Regions from separate parts of the Homo sapiens genome. Here region 2 is linked to region 1. Evidence: read pairs that join two places in POLR2A ChIA-PET (ENCODE). Cell type or tissue: GM12878. All regions are shown on one strand. Links, peaks and the distances in the headings refer to the core of each region. The heading gives the core; the rest is flanking DNA.

Region 1 (12,006 bases), core at 3,880-6,379:
TGAGGGGGTCACAGACGCCCGGAAGCATCGGCATCATCAGATCATCCGACTCGATAATAGAAAAATTAAAATTTAAAGTCACTGAAAGTGACGAGTGACAGAAATGTTCCTAGAAACTGGAGATTGGGTGCTCAGCGGATCTCAGGATAGATGATATCAGACACAATGTCCCCTGGGCTGAGGTTTTTTTTTGTTTTTTGTTTTTTTATGTTTCAGAATTCTAAGGCAAGGATGAAAGTCTTCTCTATTCTTGAGGTGCTGGGGTTCCTCAGCCTCCACCGTCCAGCCTCGAGCAGCTGCCCCCTCTCACCTGCTCCTCAGCCTTCTGGAACAGACAGGCCCCCCACAGCAGCCCAGCCCAGGCCACCAGCACCACCCCCAGAGGTTTATGCCATCTTCATGCAGTGGGAGGCTCAGCCCCCACACTGGGACCTGTCCACTTTAGCCCCAAGGATCTTACCAAGGTCAAATCTTTGGAACTCAGGGTCTTTGGGAACTTCTGGGCCAGACAACCCGGCCATCACAGGGGCTTCTGCGGGGTTGGCTTTATGATGCATTTGGGTCAGGAGGTCTGTTTTTATCCTTTGGGCCTCTGGGAAAGTCCGTCCTGGCCAAGTCCTCTGTCCCCTAGTCTCATGGCTGGCTGGCCCTGGAGCTCGGGTGGCCTGGCCCGGCCCGCCTGCTTCCCCACAGGCAGCGGCTCTTGCTTCTGCTGCCTGCAGTGCTCCAGATGCTGCAGGCTCCTTCCTTCCTTCAGGGCATCCTAAGTCCCCCGAGTCTCGAATCCCCAGTCTCAGCTGAGTCCTCGAGGTCAGTGGGGCAGAACGCCAGAGCCCTGGGACAACGGGCTGCATAAAACACTTATTTTAATTATAAGAGTGATGTAAGAACATATCAGAAAATTGGCAAAATACAGGGCAAAAAAAAAAAATCACTGGTGGTCGCCTTCTCACACAGTCACACACAGTGGTGTGCAGCCTTCTGGCTTTTGGTTGCTTTGTTGCAGTATTGGCACCTGCGTTACAAGATTTTGTGTTGACCATTCTTGTTCTTGCTGTGGTCTTTAAGGTTTACAGCGACAGCTGTTCCTCTTCAGGATGCAAGGAGACCGAGCCTGCCTGCCCTCAGGGAGCTGACGGTCCAGCAGGAGGCATCCTGTCTGCAGGGCCCATGCGGGGGACAGGGCAAGAGGTGCGGTGGAACCAGACCTTGCCCTCCAGAAATGCAGGGAGACAGACACGGGCGTATTTAATTCAACTATAGCATGTGGTTCTGAGAAGGCTTCTTGGAAAGGGCCTGGGGTTGAGCTGGGCACCAGCAGGGAGGTCTCAGAGTGGAGGCGGCAGTTCCACCCTACGGCGTAGAGGAGGCGCCCTGATCACTGCCTTTCAGCCGTGGCCCTGCCTGTAATCTTATCCTTTTTGTTGATTGTTGTTGGCTGATGTTGGCTGTTGCTGTGTCCTCCACCAGAGTGGAGAACTCCCTGGGGCTGGACCCCTTGTCCTTATTCACCCAGAGAATAGGTGCCTTAAAATACTGACTGGACAGAAGGAGGAAGAGATGGGTTGGGGGGCCGTGTCATGGAAGAATTCCTTGGGCCAGCCGCAGAGGAGTAGGCCTTGGCAGAGAGCTGGGAGCCTGGAGGGGAGCTGAAGACCTCTCCCATAGTCAGCTGCCTTTAGGGAAGAAATACTAGAAAGTCACAGAAGAGAAAAGAGGCGGGGAAGGGGAGGAAAGCATTTCCACCCACAGTCCTGTCGGGAGAGGTAACATTTTGGAGTACAGTGTGCCCTGCCCCAGCAGGCCCTGGCTGGATGCATATTCCTATAGATATAATTCTATAAGTGAGATCATTCCATATCTACTATTTTACAACCTGTTTTTGTTTTTTGTTTTTTCCACTTAGCAACACTTTGTTCTTACCTAGAATTCACCAGGCAGGACAGGGCTGATGAGGGAGCCCCTCCCACCTGGACACTCAGTGGCCCCTCCCAGGACTCGGGGCTTTCCTGGGGGCCTCAGCTGCGGAGCAACAGCTCCCTGTGCATCAGAGCCGTGGGGGAGGGGGGCCAGGGGGCATAGGTACGACCACCACTCCCATTTCGTGTCCTTTAGGAAGCTTGAAGAAAAGTGGTTAGCCAAGAACACAAATTACGGTGATGTTGTTTGCAGTGTGGCGTGTTGGGTTAACATAAACTCTGAAGTCAGAATTGACATCAATTTGAGCCCAGATCATCCTGTTAGCAGCTGTGTGACCTGGGACAGGGTGCTTACCTTCCAGACTTTAGTTCCCTCACTGTACAACAGGGACAGGGATCATACCTTTCTCTGAGAGTTGAAGGAAGAAGTGAAACCAAACACAGCCCCATGACAGCCCCTTATGCATGGTAGGCACTCAGCAGGTGCTGGCTCCCTTACGGCCCGAAGGAATCGATTGACAAACTCTCAAATTAATGACATAATTCAAGAGAGTAGCTGCGGAGACAATAAATAATTATAGTAGCTGATGTGGTTTGGATGCGTGTCCCCTCCAAGTCCATGTTGAAATGTGATCCCCAGCATTGCAGGAGGGGTCTGGTGGGAGTTGATTGGATCAGGGGGGCAGATTCCTCATGAATGGCTTGGGCCATCCCCCTGGTGATGAGTGAGCAATTTGGTCGATTAAAAGAGTGTGTCACCTCCCTATTCTTTTGTTCCCACTCTTGCCATGTGACACATTGGCTCCCCATCGCCTCCCACCATGATCGTAAGCTACACCAGAAGCAGATGCTGGCACCACGCTTCCTGTACAGGCTGCAGAACTGTGAGCCAATTAAGACACTTTTCTTTATAAATTCCCCAGTCTCAGGTACTCCTTTGTAATAATGCAAACAGACTAACACATTAGCCATAGCCATTTATTAACATAATTTTAAAAGATTTCAGTCTTGTGCTGAAATTGTTATGTTGATGGTTACACATTTGTCAAAACTTAGTGACCTGTACACCTAAAAGGATGAACTTAATTGTGTGTAAAGTATACCTTAATAAACTTGACTTTACAAAAAAAATCCCTCTTTTTTTTTTTTGAGATTGGGTCTCACTCACCCAAGCTGCAGTGCAGTGGCACAATCTCGGCTCACTGCAACTTCCACTTCCTGGGTTCAAGCAATCCTCCTGCCTCAGCCTCCCAAGTAGCTGGGATTACAGGCGTGCATCACCACACCTGGTTAATTTTTGTATTTTTTAGTAGAGATGGGGCTTTACCATGTTAGCCAGACTGGTCTTGAACTCCTGATCTCAAGTGATCTGCCCGCCTCGGCTTCCCAAAGTGCTGGGATTACAGGTGTGAGCCACTGCCCCCAGCCTTTATATCTCTTGACTGTCACAAAATGCATATTTTATTTAAGTTTGCCATAAACAGAACATTTTTACATACTGTATTGTAACAGTATATAATACAATACATACCGTATTGTATTGTGTGTAGTACAATACATAGCGTATTGTATTGTGTGTAGTACAATACATAGCGTATTGTATTGTGTGTAGTACAATACATACCGTATTGTATTGTGTGTAGTACAATACATACCGTATTGTATTGTGTGTAGTACAATACATACCGTATTGTATTGTGTGTAGTACAATACATGTATGTAATACAATACATACTGTATTGTATTAATCAGATATGTTGTCCTGTGTTATTAAAATCATCCCTTGTGGCCCAAATTTGAAGGCAGTACTCTGTTCCTGGGTGTGCACCGTTAACTTCTTTAATGAACATCCTGCTGTTCAATAGTGAGGCTGCATCCTTCTAGAAAGCGCTGTTGAGAGGTGTGAGGAGGCTGCCACGCAGGCCGCGCCGCCCCGAATGGCAGGTGGAAGGCGGCTGAGTGGAGCCGCAGCAAATGCAACCCTGCCCCCGAGCCAGGCCCCAGGCTGCACCTTTCCACTGCTTCACACCAGCAGTGCTTTACCTGGAAAGGTGTCTGAACAGTGCTTGCAAAGGTAACTGGCATTCTGCCGGCTGCTCAACTCTGTGGACACCAGTACAGTCAACAACTCTCACTCGCCGCGGGCACCTGCTGTGCCCACCTGCTGCCATCTGAGTGTCACGACCACACCCCCATCCCTGTCCTTTCACGCACTGTCTGCCCGCACACACTCTTCCACCCTCTGTCGGCAGGGCCCCTGCCACCTCTGAAGCCCCCTGCCAGCTCTCGGCAGCCCCCTCCTCCCCCTGGCTCCCGTGTCCTGCCCACCTCCCCACACTGGCACCTCCTGAGCAGCCCTGGCTGAGCATGCACTCTGAGGGCAGACCCTGGCCGGGCACCAAGATACAAAAGGTTATGAGGGTGTTCTCTTGAGGAACTGAGTCCAGTGTGAACAGTGAACACAGAAACATAAAGGGACACCAGAATCCCCATCCCCATCCCCAGGGTGGTGAGCCACCGAGGGGGGCCAGGCACGGGGGAGGGTATTCAAGGGCGGCAAGCCACCAAGGGGACGGGGCAGGCACAGGGAGGGCATTTCAGAGAGTGCAAGGAGGCGGCGAAGATGCTGGTTGAGGGCACGGGTGAGGCGGGGAGGCGTTTCGACTTTGGACTGAAGGCCTTAATTGACCAAGGCGGTAATTTCCAGTCCTGTGACCTCACGACAGGCTGGACATTGGAGGATGGGATGACACTGGCTCTTCTGGGGTAACTTGTCTGGGTTTAAGGTTCTTGATGGGGTTTAGGACATGGCGGGACCCTAAGGATGGTGCCAGCATCTGAATTCTCTGCCGTCTTGCAGAGTCAGGATTCTGCAGCTACTTGCCCAAGAAAAAGTAGAGAAAGGTGGTTTCATGTTTTTTTTTTTTTTTTTTTTTTTTTACTGCTTTGAAGGGAGGTGTGGGACTCGTTTGCACACACAGTTAATATTTCCAAGGCTTGTGCAGGGCCAGACAGATTTGGTTGCAGCTGTTAGTTTTACTTCCTGTCCCGATAAAGGAGGGTGCTTGCCTCAGCTCTCACCTGCTGCCATAACAAAGCTCCATGGACCGGGCCGCCTAAATGCAGACACATACTCAGCTCTGGAGGCGGGAGGTCTAGATCAGGGCGTCCGCATTGTCAGGTTCTGGGGAGGGCTCTTCCTGCTTTGCAGGTGGCTTTTTTCTCTGTGTCCTCCTGTGGAATGAGAGCAAACTATAGTCTCTTCCTCTTCTTACAAGGACACTAATACCATCATGGGGGCCTCACTCTCCTGACCTCACCGCAACCTAATTACTTTCCAAAGGCCCCACCCCCTACCACCATCGCCCTCGGGGTTAGGGCGCCTGGGTACACATTTGAGGAGAGGGCACAGCCGTTCAGTCCATGACCACATTGCATGTTCCAGGGAGGAACTGGAGAGAGGCTGCTGTTTGCTGGGCACCTGAGCTGGTTATAGATGTTAAATCCTCACGGTAGAAAATGTGGAAAATACAGAAACAATTATAATGCATAATCCTACAATTCAGAGATCATCACAGCAGACATATGGGTCCATTTCTTCTGGTCAGTATTCATTTACAGCGAGGCGGACAGACTCATGCTGTAATTGAGTCATGCTATGTATTTGTTTCAGGTCCCGCTTTTTCTTTCCACTTAAGACAATATCATTCATTTCCTGTATCATTAAAAATATTTGCGGTCGGGTGCGGTCGCTCCTACCTGTAATCCCAGCACTTTGTGAGGCCAAGACGGGCAGATCACTTGAGGTCAGGAGTTCGAGACCAGCCTGGCCAACATGGTGAAACCCCCATCTCTACTAAAAATATAAAAATTTGTCCACCTGGGCCAGTGCGTGATTCCGAAGACTACATTTGAAGTCCAGCCTTGCAGCTTTCCAAAAACCCGTGCCTCCCTCTTTCTGCTTGTAAATGTCCCTCACAACTGGTTTCCCAGAAAAATTGTGAGGATGAGCGAGGTGTTGCTTGTGGAAGTTACTTTGGAGGGAAAGTGTTTGTGACACCCCATGGGTGTGGCCCATGGGGCTCCTGAGGGTGGATGGATGTGGGAGTGGACAGGCCTGGCTCCTTTTCTTGGTGGGCTGGGCTGGGCTATGAGCAGGAGCTATGGCCGTGGCTGACCCTTCTGCAATGGGAGCTGAGCAGTGGTACAGTTAGATAGCTGCGCAGATGGTCCGATGGCCCGGCCTCCAAGGCCTTGAGTGATGGGATGACCATGACCACTGGATGTCTCTCAATAGGCTTTGCCTTAACCATGCCAGCAGTTCCCCCATCTGCTTTATCAGCCCTGGTATGTACATCAGATTGGCTAAGGGTGCAAAACTGGAATGCTATTAAATTCCAGAGGCTCTGGTCGCTTGAAAAGATGAGCTGAAAATAAGATAAAATTTCACAGGGTTAAAGGCAGGCTTTGCACTCTGGTTTAAGTATAGAGTCGTCCATTCATGAGAGTATAGGTTTGGGAGACAATAGCATTGAAGAGGCTTGAGCGCACACTCAGAACCAGTGGCTCTTTCTTAGTCTGTCCATGCTGGCTATACTGCAGCCCCCCTCAACTGGAATCAGATGTGGCCCAACCATGAATACTTTGGACAAAGCTCCCCCAAGTCAGGCATGCCCTCTTGTTAGGGAAGGTGGATTCCTGACCTGAGTCCATCTGGAGGTCCAGGCAGGAATTAGAACCACTTCAGAAAAGCTCTGCACAGATTTAATTGCACGAGTACCTGCGTCTCAGAGCTGCAGACTGAGTGTGTTGTGCAATTGTTGGGCGGCTTTTCCCTTGGCCACAGTAGATTCGCAATTAAGAAAAACAAATGCAGCTCTCAGTCAGAAGTGTGCAAGGTTTGCTTGGTCTGGAGACAGCAGCTTCTGTGCTCTGGGGTAGTGAGGAAGTGTGTGGGCAGGTTGGCAAATAAGCCACATGTATGTCCCCTGGGCTCAGCCCCCATCTTAGTGGGCACACCAGGGCCCACGAGATCTGGGGACTATTTATGTAGGGTCTGCTGGGGCAGGGGTGTGGGTGGGTGTGCGCTGCTTGTGTTGTTGAATTGGGATTTTTCCAGCCAGACCAGTCTGCTGGGACAAGCCTTCTGGCTCTGGGCCAAAGGCCTCCCCAGCTGTGATCCATTCAGGCCTAGAAAGCTGGGGGTGCTGACTGCCATCACCCACTGGCCTCCATGGTGTGTCCACAGAGGGCCACCTTCCTGCAGGGCTGAGCTACTTCTGTCTGGGTGTAGCTTCTTGTAAAGTCCCTAGCAGGGTTGCTCCCTACAACCCACCCCTCCCCATTTTCTCTTTCTCTCTGCATGACTATTATTCACTCTTCAAGTCTCTGTTTAGATGTCACCTCCTCTGGGAAGCCTTCCCAGATTCCAGGTGGGGCTGGAGGCCCTTCTGCGGACTCCCCTGGCATCCTGCACTCACTCACCTATGGCACATATCATTGGCCGCAAAATCTCCTGGGCACTTATCACACTGCGGGTTCCTTGAAAACAGGAATCATTCTTGTTCTCTGCTGCATCTTAGGATGGTGACTGGCACATAGTAGGAGTCCAATTAAGAATGTTTTGAATAAGCGAAAGAGTGCCTAAATGAGACTTCTATTCCAGCTTGAAGACCAGCCCACCACCCTGATAAGAAAGTTCAAGTGTGGGAACCGCTGGGGATCTTGATGGCCTGGGACCTCTGGATCAGTGCTTGTGCAGGACAGAGGCAGCCCCGGAGTTCTCATGGGGGCTGGTGAGCAGAGTGGGGCCCCAGGATGCCTGATGGCCCGGTCTGAGGTGTGCAGGTGCCCCTGAGGTGGGCACCACCCAGGAGATGCATGTATCTGTGAAATACCAGATAGGCCCTTAGTCTAAGCAAGGAGGCATCTAAGCTCCTTAAAGATTCCACAAGGATGTTACGTTGTGCTTTGAACAACAGAGACGTGGCTCTGCTGAGCCCCAGCCAAAGCTCTGCACAGGGACCTTGACTCTCCCTTCCCGCTGTGTGGCTCCAGCAAGTTTCCTCCCACCTCAGGTCTGGGTTTCCAGGCATTAAGTGACAAAGTGGATGCGACGCTCCTTCTGGACTGTAATGCGCACTGCGTGGAGATGTTCGTGTTCCAGTGTAGACAGGGCGTTGTCACATCAGGCAGGACTACAGGGACAATGTTTGTCAGCCTGTCTTCTGGGCAACTTGGGGTATCCTCCCTTTATATCACCTCCTGCCCAGGTGCTCTGCGCCGCCAGAGCATCATGTCATTTGGGATCCCTGATGGCAATTTTGAGACTTTGGTTCACAGTAAAGATTGGTCCTGTGTGATCTTAAAGTAATGTGGCTTAAAAACAAATGGCTGTCAGGGAATTGTAAATCAAAGCAAACACCGATGAGAATGGCCCAAATCCAGGACACTCAGCACCAAATGCGAGGGAGGATGTGAAGCCACAGGAAGCCTCACTCACTGCTGGTGGGAACGCAAAACAGTACAGCCACCTTGGAAGACAGTTTGACAAATCCTTAGAAAGCTAAACACACTTTTACCCTGTGATCCAACAATCATGCTCCTTGATATTTACCCAGAGGAGTTAAAAAAACTTATGTCCACACAAAAACCTGCACATGGGTGTTCATAGCGACTTTATTCACGATTATTCATAACAGCTGGAACTTGGAGGCAGCGAAGGTGTCCTTCAGCAGGTGAATGGATAAATTAGCTGTGGTGCATCCAGACAATGGAATATTATTCCACAGCACTAAGAAGAAATGAGCTAGCAAGCCATGAAAAGACATGGGGGAACTCATCTGCATATGAGTAGGTGAGAGAAGCCAATCTGAAAAGGCTATGCCTATGGAGGATTGCAACTCTATGATATCCTAGGAAAGGCAAAGCGATGGAGATAATAAACAGATCAGTGGTTCCTACGGGTTAGGAGGGAGGGAGGGATGAGCAGGCAGAGCACAGGGCATTTTTAAGGCAGTGAAACTGCTCTGTGTGATACTGTAGTGGGGGAGCCATGTCATTGCACAGTTGTCAAAACCCATAGAATATACAGCACCAGCAGTGAGTCCTAATGTAACCTACGGACTTGGGTGATAATGACGTGTGAAGAGACAAGGCGGGTTCATCCGTTGTAACAAACAGCCACCCTGGTAGTAGGGAGGGCAGGAGGTATGTAGAGAACTCTGTGCTTTCCACGCGATTTTGCTGTGAACTAAACAGCTCTAAAAAATAAAGTTCATTAATTAAAAAAAAAAAAAAAAAAAAGGGAAATGACCACATGCAAAGCACTGCGTGGAGGGCCACGCATCCCAAGCAAGTCAGCTAGAGTAGAGGCAGGAACCAAACAGCTCTATGAGGTTCTGGATGAGAAGCCGCATGCACCACCCCCTCCCTGCTCCCGTGTGGGACCCAGTGAAGACCTCCTGTGCCCGGCTGCAGCTGCTGAGTGTGGGAGTGTGCTCTCCACAGCAAACCAGCCGTGAAGGCTGCACACCTTCCTGTTTCTGCCCAGCCACACCACAGGGCACTCAGCCCTTTTCCTGAGCACTTGAAGCTGCGTTTCCTCGAGCTCCTTCCTGTTTAAGAACAGGAGGGGAGTGGCGGCTCGCTTGTGCACCACTCTCCAGGGCAGTGGTGTGCGGGACACCCTGCAGCACCTTTGACTCCTCCTCTGGGAATGAGGCGTGGTTTAATCTGCAACCCCTTACCATTAGAGTCTGCAACTAGTCAAAAGGTGAATCTGGCTGGGCGCGGCGGCTCATGCCTGTCATCCCAGCACTTTGGGAAGCTGAGGCAGGAGGACTGCTTGAGCCCAGGAGTCCTGACCAGCCTGGGCAACATAGTAAGACCTCCTCTCTACAAAAGTAAACAAAACTAGCCTGGCGTGGTGTCATGTGCCTGTGGTCCCAGCTACTCAGGAGGCTGAGGTAGGAGGATCACTTGAGCCCAAGAGGTTGAGGCTGCAGTGAGCCAAGATCGCGCCACTGTGCTCCAGCCTGGGTGACAGAGTGAGACCCACCCCCCTTTTTTTTCAGACCGCATCTTGCTCTGTTGCCCAGGCTGGAGTGCAGTGGCACGATCTCGGCTCACTGCAACCTCCACCTCCCAAGTTTAAGCAATTCTTTTGCCTCAGCCTGCCAAGTAGCTGCGATTACAGGCACCTGCCACCACACCCAGCTAATTTTTGTATTTTTAGTAGAGACTGGGTTTCACTATGTTGGCCAGGCTGGTCTCAAACTCCTGGCCTCAAGTGATCTGCCCACTTCAGCCTGCCAAAGTGCTGGGATTACAAGTGTGAGCCACCCAGCCCTGAGTGAGACCCTTTCTCAAAAAAAAAAGAAAAGAAAAGAAAAAAAAGGTAAATCTAAGAGGTGACCAGTAGGGGAATATATTTGTCGAGTCTCCTCACCTCAGCACTGTTGCCATTTGGAGAAGCATAATTCTTTGGTGTGTGCGGGGAAGGGGGGGCTGTCCTGTGCATTGTGGGGTATTGAGCAGTATCCTTGGCCCTACCCATAAGATGCTGGTAGGCATGTCCCCTCAACTCCCCAGTTGTAATAACCAAAAATATCTCCAGACATTGCCAAATGTACCCGGGAAAATCACTCAGGTTGAAGTCACTAAATTATATGTGTGTACATATAATTACACATGCATATACATCGCGTACACACACACACCCACACACACACACACCTTTTGCTGGTGGCTCTGGATTGGTAAGCTGGCTCCATGGCAAGAATCAGCATCCTAATACTTGCCCCACCCTTTAAAATAAACTTCCCAATCCTAGGCAGACAAAAGAACAACCCCAGACCTCCTCCCTCAGGGTGGGGACAAGGTGAGGGAGGTGGCGGCCCGGCAGGAAGGTCATTTCTTTCTTCAGTCACATCAGATGAGCTGCTTCCCCTCACTAGGAGTGGATGGGGCTGCCAGTGGTGTTCTTGCAAAATACCCCTTGTGGGAGGAGAGGGGTGGAGGGAGAGAACACCCTCCACACATCCCCGTGGGATGTCTGGAGGGAAGGGTTTTGGGCACCCACCCTGGGGAGAGAGGAGAGCCCAGGTTACCATCTGTGGTGTCCCCTCGCTCACACTCACTACTGCCCTCCACAAACTGCCATGCTTGCTTGGTGCACGGTGCTGTGCTGGGCACTGGGGCAAGGCCCCCTCCCCCATGGGGCTACAGATGCTAATCTGCAAATCCCAGAAAAGTGGAATCTCGGTGGCAGAGTGGATGAAGGGGAGGTGCTCAGTGCTATGAAAGCCAGCAGCTGGGAGTTTCAGGGGCTTCCCTAGGGAGGGACCCTGAGCTGGGGTCTGAAGGAAGAGCAGTTCACTGGGGAGTTAGGGAGTGTTCTAGGCAGAGTAAACAGTGCAGTGGCAGCCGGGGCTGGCACTTTTAAAGAAAGCCTCAAGACTTCTCTTTCTGATTGTGAAGTGAGCTGAGCAGACTGAAATCAAAGATGTGAAAATAAAGATAGAGGCGACAGGCTGGGTGCGGTGGCTCATGCCTGTAATCCCAACGCTTTGGGAGGCCGAGGTGGGTGGATCACAAGGTCAAGAGATGGAGACCATCCTGGCCAACATGGTGAAACCCCGTCTCTACTAAAAATACAAAAATTAGCTGGGCATGGTGGCACACGCCTGTAATCCCAGCTACTTGGGAGGTTGAGGCAGGAGAATCACTTGAACCCGGGAGGTGAAGGTTGCAGTGAGCCAGCCTGGCGATAGAGCAAGACTCCGTCTCAAAAAAAAAAAAAAAGATAGAGGTGACAGGAAGACCCCACCATGAGTGGCCTCCACTGAGTGCGCATGTGAGTGAGCAGCTGTGCGGTGGTCCTTGCCATCTTCCCATCAGCCCCTCCCAGCCCCTGGGCCTGGAGAGGCTGAGAATCTGACCTAAGGCTGCCCAGTGGCGTGAGGCTGGCCTGCCGAGCTTACGTCCCTGGGGGACTCCAGGACCCCAGTGCTTCCTACTGGTGGCTTCAGCTCCCGGTCACTTGTCGGGAATGCAGGGCTGAACCCCTGGAGGTTGTGTGGGACAG
Region 2 (12,006 bases), core at 5,784-8,283, 1.9 Mb after region 1:
AAACAAGGCTACTTATTTTAGCTTTCATAACCCAAAATGAAAGGAAGCACTATGATAAAGTTCTCTATGATAAAGATCTTTCCTGAGATACTCCCTTTTTAAGCATTGAACCTTACCTTCCGGCGTTTCCTGTTACTCATCTGTTATATGTCTCTGCCAATTACAGAAGGGTTTTTTTTTCTGTATTCCCTTTTCTTCACTTTCACTATTTATTCCCCATTTGTAAACCATCAAAAGTTTGTGCTTGAAGCCATTCGGCTTTCTTTAACTTTTGACATGATTCAGTTCTACAGCCAATTTCCATGTCATTCCTCATAGAAAACAAACAAACTGAGCCCAGGACATAAATTTCAGAGTCACTCAGCTGGGGTAGAGGACTGGGAAGGTGTCTGGCTCACAGCTCCAGGCTGGCAAGGCAAGCACCGGCTGCTCCACACCCTCACACCCCTGGGAGAGGAGTCTTTTCGAAACCCAGGAAGCCACTAACCTACCCAAATGAGAATTTGTTTTTGGGTAATCACCAACTAACACTTGACATAAACAGCATAGACAGCCCTGAATTAGGCAACCCTGAGTTTGAGTCTTGACCTTGAGAAAGTTGTGGGCTTTTGCTTTATTAGCTATAAAATGCACATAACAATAGTCTTGACCTAGTAAAAGGCTGTTGGAAAGATTAAAAGAAGAAATGATTAAATGAGATAATGCCTGGCTTAAGTAAAGTACACATTTGATAAATGTTACCCATTACTATTTATGAAATGCTTCTCTAAGAAATCAATTTCCTATTCTCTTTCAAGTCAATTGACTATACCTTTATTTTTAGCCCTTGGGATAAAGCTTACCAAGTCTGGATCAGATAGATTGAACAATGGGTTGCTGGAGATAATCAATAAATCCAGAAAGTGTTGCTGGGGAAGAAGCTTAACAAAGACCCTCTTCTCACATGGCCATAGACTGGGGGAGTATGCTTATCTGATGAAGGTGACCTCATCTCAGCCTTCCAAGAACACATTCTTATCCTTTCTCATCTCTGGTGGCAGCCCCCACCACAAACGCCTTGAGACCATAGATTCTCTTTTCTCTCCCCCATCAACTATGAACAGACAAAGATCCTAAACTTAAACTGCTGAGAAAGTTTAAAGGGTGGCTCCCCTCCCCAGTTCCGTGCCTTGAATGGAAGCTCAGTGTCAGGACAATAAACTTGTCATCCTGTTTACATTGGTTTTTCAAGGTTAATGTTGGAGGGAAGGAGGGCTTACTTGAATACCCTCCTTGAATCAGAGCATGTGTATTTGCTTATAAATTAACCATGCTAGGCAGAATTCATATCAGTAGCAAACAAGATACTGGGGGACAATAACAGTTATGGATATTTGTCCAGTGCTGGATAAATTCAGATCATTTTCTGAACACGTTTCATTTTGTTTCCCAACATCGTTTTAGGGCATCTTGATGCAGGAGCGGGACCAAGAATTTGGCTTCAGAAGTTCAGGTTCATATGTCAGCTCTGTTTAAGCCCCTCTCTGTGCAAGCTCAGGAAAATGGCTTCCCTAATGAAGCCTCAGTTCCTAACCTGGAAAACAGAGGATTTTTAAAAACATCCTACTTCACAGGGCTTTTAAGAGATTGGATGGAACAGTCATTGATGACCTGTCTTTCCCCAGAAATCTTCAGTTCAGAAAGTTCAGGCATATTAAAAGATGGAGTCAAGACAGAATGGGGTCTTCTGACTGAAGGGTCTTCCAGGGCCCTGCTTCAGGGTCCCTGTTCCTGAAACGTTAGCCATACCCTTGGACAGAGCTGGAACTTGGGCACAACCAGGGACTCTCAGTCTAAAATGAGGTCTCTGGGCACAGAGTTGACAAATTTTGAATTGTGGTAAAATAGTTGATCAGCGCGGCCCCATTTTGCCTCCCAAGGGATAATAAAAGAAACCATCACTGCTGACATCTGCATGGGAAGGCAAAGAATGACATTTCTGCTGCGAAGAAATGAACCATCGAATGCATTTCAAGACAGTGTGAGGTCAACTGTAATAGTGGTAAAACCTGAGGCCTCACACTAAGATGTCAGTGAAGAAGAACAGATCACCATGAACACAGAGCTTTAGGTGATGAGAATGTTTCTCTCTCTGAGTGAAACTTACTTGGCAGAAAAATTGCAGAACTCAGGCTCAGTCTTGGCAACTTCAGGGGCCTCCCTAGTTGGGGCTTAGTCTAACTTTCTCTTTTTCTTATGTTAAAACTATATTATATACATAGAACTTTTCATAGATCTTTGTGTTTTGTGTGAGAGATTCTTCTTGAGAATATATCTATATATTTTAAAAATAGACCTTAATAAATTTTGTATTTCATATTATCACTATAATAAGCTTCAAGTTATTTTGCTGAGTGTGTTTTTTCTACGTTCTATTTGTCTTTTTTTTGAATAAAATTTTTTCTTACCTTTTTTGAATAAATTATTTATTTCATTTCTACTTAAAACATTTGCAAATTAAACAGTCTATATTTACTAATTAGCCTGTAAATTATAATAATTAAATTGGCACATTAAAAAGTTAATTTACCTTCCTCCTAAACAATATTAGGCTCTTTTTTTTATTCCCATCATTCCCCTTCTGAGTATAATTATCAAGATTATTTTAGTTTCTCCTCTTTTTTTAACCCCATGAATCAGATATTTTTATTATGATTATGGTTTTTGCCATCAATATCTGTTTAGATTTACCCATGTCATTGGTTTTTGTTGTTGTTGTTGTTTTTTTTTTTTTTTTTGAGACAGAGTCTTGCTTTGTCACCCAGGCTGGAGTGCAGTGGCGCAATCCCGGATTTAAGCAATTCTCCTGCCTCAGCCTCCTGAGTGTCTGGGACTACAGACGTGTGTCACCACTCCTAGAAAATTTTTGTATTTTTAGTAGAGACGGGGTTTCAACATGTTGGCCAGGCTGGTCTCGAACTCCTGACCTCAGATGATCTGACTGCCTCAGCCTCCCAAAGTGCTAGGATTACAGGCATGGGCCACCGCTCCTGGCTCCTACATTATTGTTTTTGATCACTATTTCTTCTTCCTTCTAAGACCTTCCTTCTTGGGTTATTTTCTTTCTTTCTGAAGACCATATTTTTGAATTTGTTTAGCGTGTATATGTGGATAGTAAACATTATTAGGCTTGCTTATATTAGGTCTTAAAATTTTGCTCTTATTCTTGAAAGATATTTTGCTGACAGTTATTGTCTCTTAATGGTTTGAAGACACTACTTCCTTGTCTTCTCGTTTCCATTGCCGATGTAGTGAGTTACTGTCGGTACAATTACCTTTCCTTAGTAGCGAATCTGCTCTTTCTTTCTGATGCTTTTGAATTCTCTTTGTCTTCAGTGGGTTTTGGTTTCATGAGACTATGTCTAGATAATTTAAATGTATTCTATTTGAGGTATGTTGAGTTGGGCTGCCTGAATTCAGAAGACTCCATGTTTTATCAGTCTTGAAAAATTTGTCACTGTGACTTCAAACTTTGCCTCGTCCCCTTTTTCAATGCAAACCTCCCCAAACTCTGATTTTCTTTATGTTGCATCTCCCTCATTCTCTGTCTCTCAGTATTTATTTGATAGTTTACAGTAGTTTGTTTTGCTGTGCTGCATCATAAATATTCAACCTTCAGCTTATTTATATCCAGTGGTCAACTCACTTTGAATGTTTCAGTGTTGATTTCTAGAAAAATTATTTAGTTGTTTTTCAAATATGCCTGGTCATTTTTTTTATAATCTCTTAATCCTAAGAGATTCCCTGTTTTATTCTAGCATATATGTAAACACTTATACTCCTCCTATGCATTTTAGTGTCTGAATACTTCACAGTATTTAATACATCGTTTGCCGCTTTGGCTGGCTGTCATCATGGTGCCCATTTCCTTGTGCATGTCTGTGTTTTGTTTTTGTAGCTTTAGTGTTCTCTGAAAACTGCCATGGACCTGGGTTAGATCCCATTGCTTGATGGGAATGGTTGTTATGAGTGGAATAAGTCAAAAGAAAAAGGCAACATAAAATTGTAGAAAGGCATTCTGTTCTGGGATATGAGCAATATAGTTATGCGTTCTTCTTCTGATTCCAATTCTCTGTATGATATAATTCTCACTTGGAAAGTAGACTGCCCTTCAAACTAGATTGATATGAAAGATGCTGGAGAAAGAGACCAAGATGAATTCAAGATTTCTGGCTTGGTCATTGGACAGGTAGTGGTTCCATTCCCTGAGAAGAGATGTGGTCTCATGGCAATGTGAGATGGAGATAATGACTAAGATTGGGATATGATGGATATGACTGTGAAATCTGCAGGTAGAAATGACTGGTATACAGTTTAGTATCTAGATCTAGTGCTCCGTAGTGTGCTCTTTTTGAGAGATTTAAAAATAGAAGGGAGTAAGTTCAAATTTGCTTAACCCATTTTCTTCATGATCTAGGCAACTTCATCCATTATTTTTCAGCTTTCAAATAAAACACCCAAAATATTTTTCTATGACCCAATCAGAAGTATATACCCATCACATCTAAATTGTCTCTATCATTTTTGTTTTTCTTCTTTGGACAAAAGACATGAGAACAGCCTGGGAAACACGGCAAAACCTCATCTCTCCAAAAAATGCAAAAATTAGCTGGCATGGTGGCATGCACCTGAAATCCCAGCCAACTTCTAAGCCTGAGGTGGGAGGATCAATTGAGCCTGGGAGGTTGAAGCTGCAGTGAGCTATGATCATGCCACTGCACTCCAGCCTGAGTGACAGAACAAGACCCTGTCTCAACAAAACAAAACAAAACAAAACAAAACAACAACAACAAAAACAACCATGAGAAAAGACGTGAGTTTGCCCCTCTCCATATGGGGCTTCCCCCACCAGCATCACTGTCTCATCTGGGCCATAATATTGCCTCTCTCTGAGCATTAGAGTCCTTCATCAGTACAAGAAGAGATTGGAAGAAATAATCTCTCAGGTACCATTTTCCTGTAAATTTTTCTGATTCTCAATTTGGTTTGGAGAGAGAATTAGGATTGAAACTAGAAGTAGAACTTTCTATAGAATTCCCCAGCTTTCTTTGTCTCTTGTTTCCTTCTAAAAGTAAAAGAGCTATAAGCACTGCCCAGCCATTAGAGCAACTCTCCTCTGGCACAGATCGCTAGATCTTAAATGAGAACCAGCAAACAAAGAATGCAATCCCACCAACAGTGTTGGATTGCATTCTTAATTTGCTGGTTCTCTTTTACACTGTTGGTGGGAGTATAAATTAGTTCAACCTTTGTGGAAGACAGTGCGGCGATTCCTCAAGAATCTAGAACTAGAAATAACCATTTGACCCAGAAATCCCGTTATTGGGTTATACCCAAAGGATTACAAATCATTCTACTATAAAGACATGCACACGTATGTTTATTGTGGCACTATTTACAATAGCAAAGACTTGCAACCAACCCAAATGCCTATCAATGATAGACTGGATAAAGAAAATGTGGCACATATATACCATGGAATACTATGCATCCATAAAAAAGATGAGTTCATGTCCTTTGCAGGGACATGGATAAAGGTGGAAACCATCATTCTTAGCAAACTAATACAAGAACGGAAAACCAAACACCGCATGTTCTCACTCGTAAGTGGGAGTCGAACAATGAGAACACATGGACACAGGGAGGGTAATATCACACATCGGGGCCTGTTGGGGGTGGGGAGCTAGGGGAAGAATAGCATTAGGAGAAATACCTAATGTAGATGACAGGCCGATGGGTGCAGCAAACCACCATGGCATATGTATACCTATGTAACAAACCTGCACGTTCTGCACATGTACCCCAGAACTTAAAGTATAATAATAAAAAAAAGAAAAAAAAGAATTAAAAAAAATAGAATGCAATCCACAGGTGGGATCGTAGGTCAATTTTTTGTTGCCTTATTTTTCCTTTTGTATAATAAACTAACAGCAACAACAATAAAGTCCTGATGGGTTAAAACAAAATGATTGAAATAATTTAATTTGAATGCTCATAAGCAAAGTTTTCCTTTAGTCAGAATGTTCCAGGATCATCAGTTTATGCAATAATTATATACAAGTAAATAGGTTTCTAGATTATATTAATAGATGTATATATTGATTTTCTGAGACAACTGTGCTCATCTCATTTTAATGTAGTTTTTTGTTTTTGTTTTTGTTTAAGCCTCTTTCCTCTAGTGGATGCCCCAAGGCCAGAGCCTGAGTCTCACGTTTGTTTTTACCTTTAATTTTTATAACAATACCTAATGCATGTTTGACACTCAGTAGATGTTTGTCGAATGAATAAAGGACAGTCATTATTATATTGCAGTTGTTTTGCAGAAAATATATTAACTGCAAATGGCTTAAAAAAAAAGAAAGAAACATTGGAAAGTCAACTCCTACTGTTTATTACTGAATACATTGTTGGCTGCTTTGGCTGTCTGTCATGTCATGGGTCTTATTTCCAGGGTAAACCCCTTAAAAGCTACTGTAGTACCAAATGGATCGTTTGGATCAGAGACCAATAATATTTACAAGTAGATTCAGAAAAATCTTAAATATAGGAGAAGAAAGTTAGTCACCCATATGATTTCCATATCAGAGCTTTTGGGAAGTAACGGGGAGTCAATTTATTATCTACACAACCACCATGCTTTTATGAAATGCACTGTAAATGGAAAGGTTGAGAAAGAGGGTCTTGAACCAAGGAAGAGCTAAAGAGTTGGGGGAAATGATGCAAATATATGCAGTTGAGGCCTAGTTGAAATTTGAGTTAACCAAGAAGCATGTTTTCTGCTTTGAATCTTTGAATTCAAAATGAAACTTGGGGTTAACATGAGTCATTGTGTGAAAAGAACTCATGTGGTTCCCACAGCTTTTAGGATCCTGAAATTATGAGATATCTTGATCTGCTGAACACTGACTTCACACATAATCTAGGTACAGAATGAGCTGTAAGATCTTGATAGTGTGCAGCAAATACGTGCTCAATTTCCATGTTCATTCATTTATTCCAGGAATGGGTTGCTGTAGATGCTATTTCATGCACTGGACTTGTAACTATGAATTAAATCCACTCGCTGCATTTGAAGCTTGGGGAAAAGTCAAGAGAAATAAATGGATCATTAAAAAAGAGTGCACTTAATAGTGTGATAAGTATAAGCATAAGCTGCTATGAGAACACAGAAGGAGAGTACATAACTGACTCTTGGGGATGGAGAGGACTAAGAATTTTTCCCTGATTAAGTGAGACCTAATGTGGCAGAGTGACCGGAGGTGAGTGGGGAGGTGGCCAGGGTTGACATCGCTCCTAAAGAGCATGACCATCCCTCCCAGCTTGCCCTGACTGTCCCATCAATGGAAGCAAGTATGCTTCCTTGGACCTCTCTTCTTTTTCTTTCTTAATCAGTAGTCACTAATACAGTCTCTCCTCCCATGCCTGGTTTTAACACCATTGCTACTCCCTTGTACAACTAAGAGAAGAGAATCTATCAACTGAAAGTGTGGGTCTGATAACATAGCGGGTTCCTAGTCCTGGGTTTTAATCTTTGCTCTCCATCTGAGCCTTGCTATTTTGATCAGATTTCTTAACTACTCTGGAATTCAATTGCTTTGTTTGTAAATTGAGGATAATAATACAGAATGTGCAGATTTGTTGAGCAAACGACATGAGTAACTATGTGTGAAACACCTGGCATGGTACTTGGGTGAGATCATCTAGTCTGCCTTACCATTTTGGGGAGAAATTTAGGGAAATTGAGGCCCAGAGAAGAGAGCTGACTTGCCCTCACTTCATCCAAAATTTCCAATGCAGACTTTGAGTTGTGAGTGAGAACTTTTATTCACTTTTTACAGATGTAGGGAGGCTGCATGCCCAAGGTGACACAGGTAATTAGTTGGAGTGCTAGAGCTGGGCACCAGTCTTTTTATTCCAACATCCAGGTTCATGTTTAACATCAGAAGTATAGGACAAAAGTGGAAACTACCATGCCTTCTCTCTCTCTCCATCCTCCCCATGCTATACCAATTTCTCTAGACCAAAAACAAAAGGCAGGCTGACTTGTAAGTAGTTATAAGAATTACCCCCCCAGAATCTGGCATGACATTAGGGTCAAGCTAGAACAAAACTACCTCCCAGGCTATATGTGGCTCCACAAAAAGCTGGTTCGAAGGATCGTTGCCCACTCCACCTCTCCAAGACAAGCATATGGTGCACTGTCTCCTCCCTCCTCTACCCTGTTGAGCTTCTGTGACAAAGCCATGCAGAACTGGTTTACGATCAAGCTCTACTGCCACATTTGTGACCTTGTATTTGCCTATAACTCCTCTAAGCCTCAGTTTCCTTAGATACATGTAGTAAACAATTACACATTCTAACTCTGTCTCAGAGAGTTGGAGTAAGGTTAAAATGGGAAAATATGTATGTGTGCTACCAACCATCATATAGAAGGTAAATCTGTAATATTGTTCTTGAAAAAGGATTATTTTTCCAAATATCAAAGGTAGGCTTTAAAAAGTCTTTGTATTATTATTGTTGTTGCTTCTGTTGATTTGAGAGAATTTGTGGGCCAGGTTGTTGTCTTTCAACCTTTACGTCTCTGACATCCTTTGTAAACGTCACTTGTAATAGCTTGAAATTCTTCTGCTCCTTCATCTATAAAATGGAGATTAAAATGCCTGCCTTGCAAGTTTGTTGAAAGCCCCAGATGAAATAATAATCCTGGAACTAAATCTCAAAAATAAGTATCTATATCTGCCCTTCTGTCTTCATTTCCTGGTGCTTAAGGAGACCTGAGCAAAGGAAGCAAATGTGGTTTTAAAACAAGCCAAAGGCATCGTTTTCTACCAAGAAAATGTTAAAGCACCTGGAGGAGCTGAACTGTAAAGCTCCTAATTCTGAGTCTGTAGTTTGGATTGATGGAGCTCATTCTCCTCTAGAACAATTGTGTCTAAATGTGAGCAAAAGCAGGCAGAGGAATGGAGGGACCACTGAGAGATTGTGAGCTGGGAGTGATCAAGGGTGAGGAGTCCCCAGAAGCTACAAGCACAGGGACTGTCCTCTCGTGCTGTTGTAGGAAACAGGCCACCTAGCTTCAGCTGCCCTGCAGGGTGTGGGACAAAGGCAGCAAGTTCCAGCAGGGACAAATGAGGCAGGTGTAGGTTCCTGTGGTGCCCGCTCACCATCATCCTACAGTGAGAAACCATCATTGAGGCCGATGCCTTCAAGCCCATGAGGCCAATGTGGGCTCCAGACAGATTAGAAGAAACTGAGGCTAGTGTCACCCATGGTGACAACTGGTGTTCACCACATGGAGCTCCGAAGGCTGCAGAGGCTGGCTTTTTTCCCAGCGAAAGCCTCATCAAGGCAGGCAGAGAAGCACAGAAATGCCTCAGCAGATCTGTGAATATTAGCATGCAGACAGAAGAGGTCAGGCAGGGCTTATTCAGGTGTCTACAGCTCAGTTTTAGTCTCAGGTCTTGTGTTTGCTGATAACATCCTAGATCATCCCTCTTCCTAGCTCAAAGAATTTTACAAGATGAACCCTTTTCTAATGGTAGCTTCGAGAAAATACTAATAAGCTAAGTGGCCAACTCCAGTTTTTCTCTTTAAGTAGAAACTGAAACCTTCCTTAGATTGTAGGAATGTTGTGGGGAAGAAAGAACTATGTGAGAAAAACAATGGGCTTTACATATTTGCTCAGCAATTATTTCTACTGCCTATGTGTACCAAGAATCTGGAGATATAATGAGCACTGTCTTCATGAAGATAATCAACTATTGGAAAATTCAGACATCAGTCAAATAGTCATACATAATAAGCATGTAATTACACACTGAGACAAGCACTAGGAAGGAGAAGTATCCAGTTTTATGAGACTGTGTAAGAAGGGGACCTGGCTTGGACTGGAGTCAAGTATGATGTCATTCAACTTGACTTGGGTCAAGGAGAAAAGGAGTGGATTGTGGAACAGTTACAGGAGGAGGGACAAGTGTGTGGTTGGTGCTATGGTGGGAGGAGAGGAGCACACCTGAGGAACTTCAAAGATGGCCATGCAGGCACTTTCCCCACCATTACCAGAGTGCAGATGGTGTGGGGGAGTGAATACTAGAGAGCGGGGTGAGTTGAGGCTGAAGGTATGGAGAACAGTCAGACAGCACGAGGTCATGTGCATCTTGTTGAGAACTTGATGTTGACCCTAAGAGCAATGGAAAGTTTAATCCCTTTACTTATTGGCTTTGTGACCTTATAAATAAATCATTAACACCTTAATGCTATGCTTTCACATTTGTTACATGAAGATGGTCATATTAAGCTCACAGGGGATGCAAATAAGAATTCTGAGAGACATAGCAAATGAAATAATGAAGACGATGATGATAATTGTATCTATAGTTAACCTTTACAGAGCATGTTTTGTGTTCTTGGCTCTATTATAAGCAGTTTATCAGCACATAGCTTTTCAAATGGAGCTTTACAAAGGTAAGGCATCTACTAATAGATAATGAAATAGTTTTGATGAAACTAATGAAATAGTTTTTTAAGGTGGGAGGATATTTTCTTTCAATAAACTCTCAGTCAGAAGTTCAAATTATAAGGAAAATAAAGAAAATACAAATAGAGATGTTTACGTCAGTGCTTAGGTCTGTCCAATAATACAGTGTCTTTGAGTTTCAGAATCCTTTTCTCCTTTCTATGGGGCCATTAATTACAACTTGAGGACCACTGGACTAGACAGTGATAATTCTCTTTCTTAAGTTCCAAAGGGAAAAAGGAAATTTCTCTCAATCTAATATGAAGAAAGGATTCAACTTAGAGTATTGGTACATTAAATAGAAAGACCACCAATCTTGGGAAAGTTAGTGAGATTCTCTATGTTTCAGATTTTATCCAACTCATAGGATTATTTTAAGGTGAAAATTAGGTACTAATTAGACATGCATAAATCATAGAAGTTTCTGAGCACATAGAGAGTAATCATTAACTCTTAGATCTTATTATTAGTTGTTGTTTCTGAATCAGACATCAGTTGTATGTCAGTGCTTGCAGCCTACACTGCATTATTTGGAAGTTTTTCACAAAGTGTCAAGAGTCTCATCAGCCCCCACCAGCCTCATGGTTTTCTTGAAGGATGGTCTCTGTATTTCTTAATCTAGCAATTCACCACCACATATGTGCTCGTATTCTCTTTATCTTTGCAGTTAACATAAATATGCAAACTTCCATGGCAAAAACCATTAGACACTTTCCATTTAAATAGTAGTTTCACTATTCCAGCATATTTTCCCAGCTAGAACAGTGTGCGATCTGCTTTTAAGTCCTGATCATCCACTTCTATGGACTCTAGAGTGATGTTTTTGTTGGACCTATTTTTATATAATAATTAAAACCAGACTGTCCTTAATTTATTCATTTCCTTTTACTGAATTACAAATTAGGTCAAATAAAGGACTAGGCCTCTGGAGGGTTAAAAATAATACAAATCCTAGTTTTTGAGGACTCAGGGTCTATTAGAAAAAATAAGATATGTGCATAGATGAGCATAATCTAAGGCAGAAAGTGATTGTTATCATAAAAGGGTTTCAAATAAGTTCCCTTGAAGAGTCAAAGAGAAGGCTGAGGGAATGCTTTGCAGAAAAAAATGGCAACTGCAGTATATGATGAATGGTATTCCTAGTTAAGGAAACAGGGAGAAAATGTACAGAAACTAGAGTGAGAATGGTTTGATGGAAATGGGGTATGAAAATCGGTGGTGGGAAATGAGGCTGACTGGCACGATTGAGGACACATATGGAAGAGTCTTGGTGGTAAGTCAAGAAATGGAGATTTGCTAGGCAAAAGGAAGGCTAGAGTAGTTTTGAGTAGGAGGTCACCGTAATCATAACTATACTTAAGTAAAGAATAATCTGTTAGTGACTTTGAGGGTGAGCAGTGTCTAGAGCACATGGTGTCGGGGAGATGGCATCCCTGACAAATGAACTATAG

The links. Peaks named below come from ENCODE experiments on the same cell type or tissue, not always from the same donor. Only the 100,000 strongest peaks of a DNase experiment are listed, where the experiment ranks them.
Region 2: POLR2A ChIA-PET joins it to region 1 with 5 read pairs; 1 of 35 experiments calls an interaction of 5 or more read pairs at or near these places.

The regions. Positions count from the first base shown.
Region 1 is chr2:10,373,390-10,385,395 of GRCh38, forward strand. The region is part of intron 1 of HPCAL1 (hippocalcin like 1); the gene reads left to right. Among named protein-coding and RNA genes, the nearest start is that of SNORA80B, 67 kb to the right of the region's middle. RefSeq lists enhancers at 1-351, 352-1,077, 8,904-9,559, 9,560-10,213. In GM12878, for the core only: no CTCF peak of the experiment used is centred there; a DNase peak (open chromatin) is centred at 4,991.
Region 2 is chr2:12,287,213-12,299,218 of GRCh38, forward strand. The region is part of intron 3 of MIR3681HG (MIR3681 host gene); the gene reads left to right. Among named protein-coding and RNA genes, the nearest start is that of MIR3681, 94 kb to the left of the region's middle. In GM12878, for the core only: no CTCF peak of the experiment used is centred there; a DNase peak (open chromatin) is centred at 6,879; H3K27ac peaks cover 395 bases.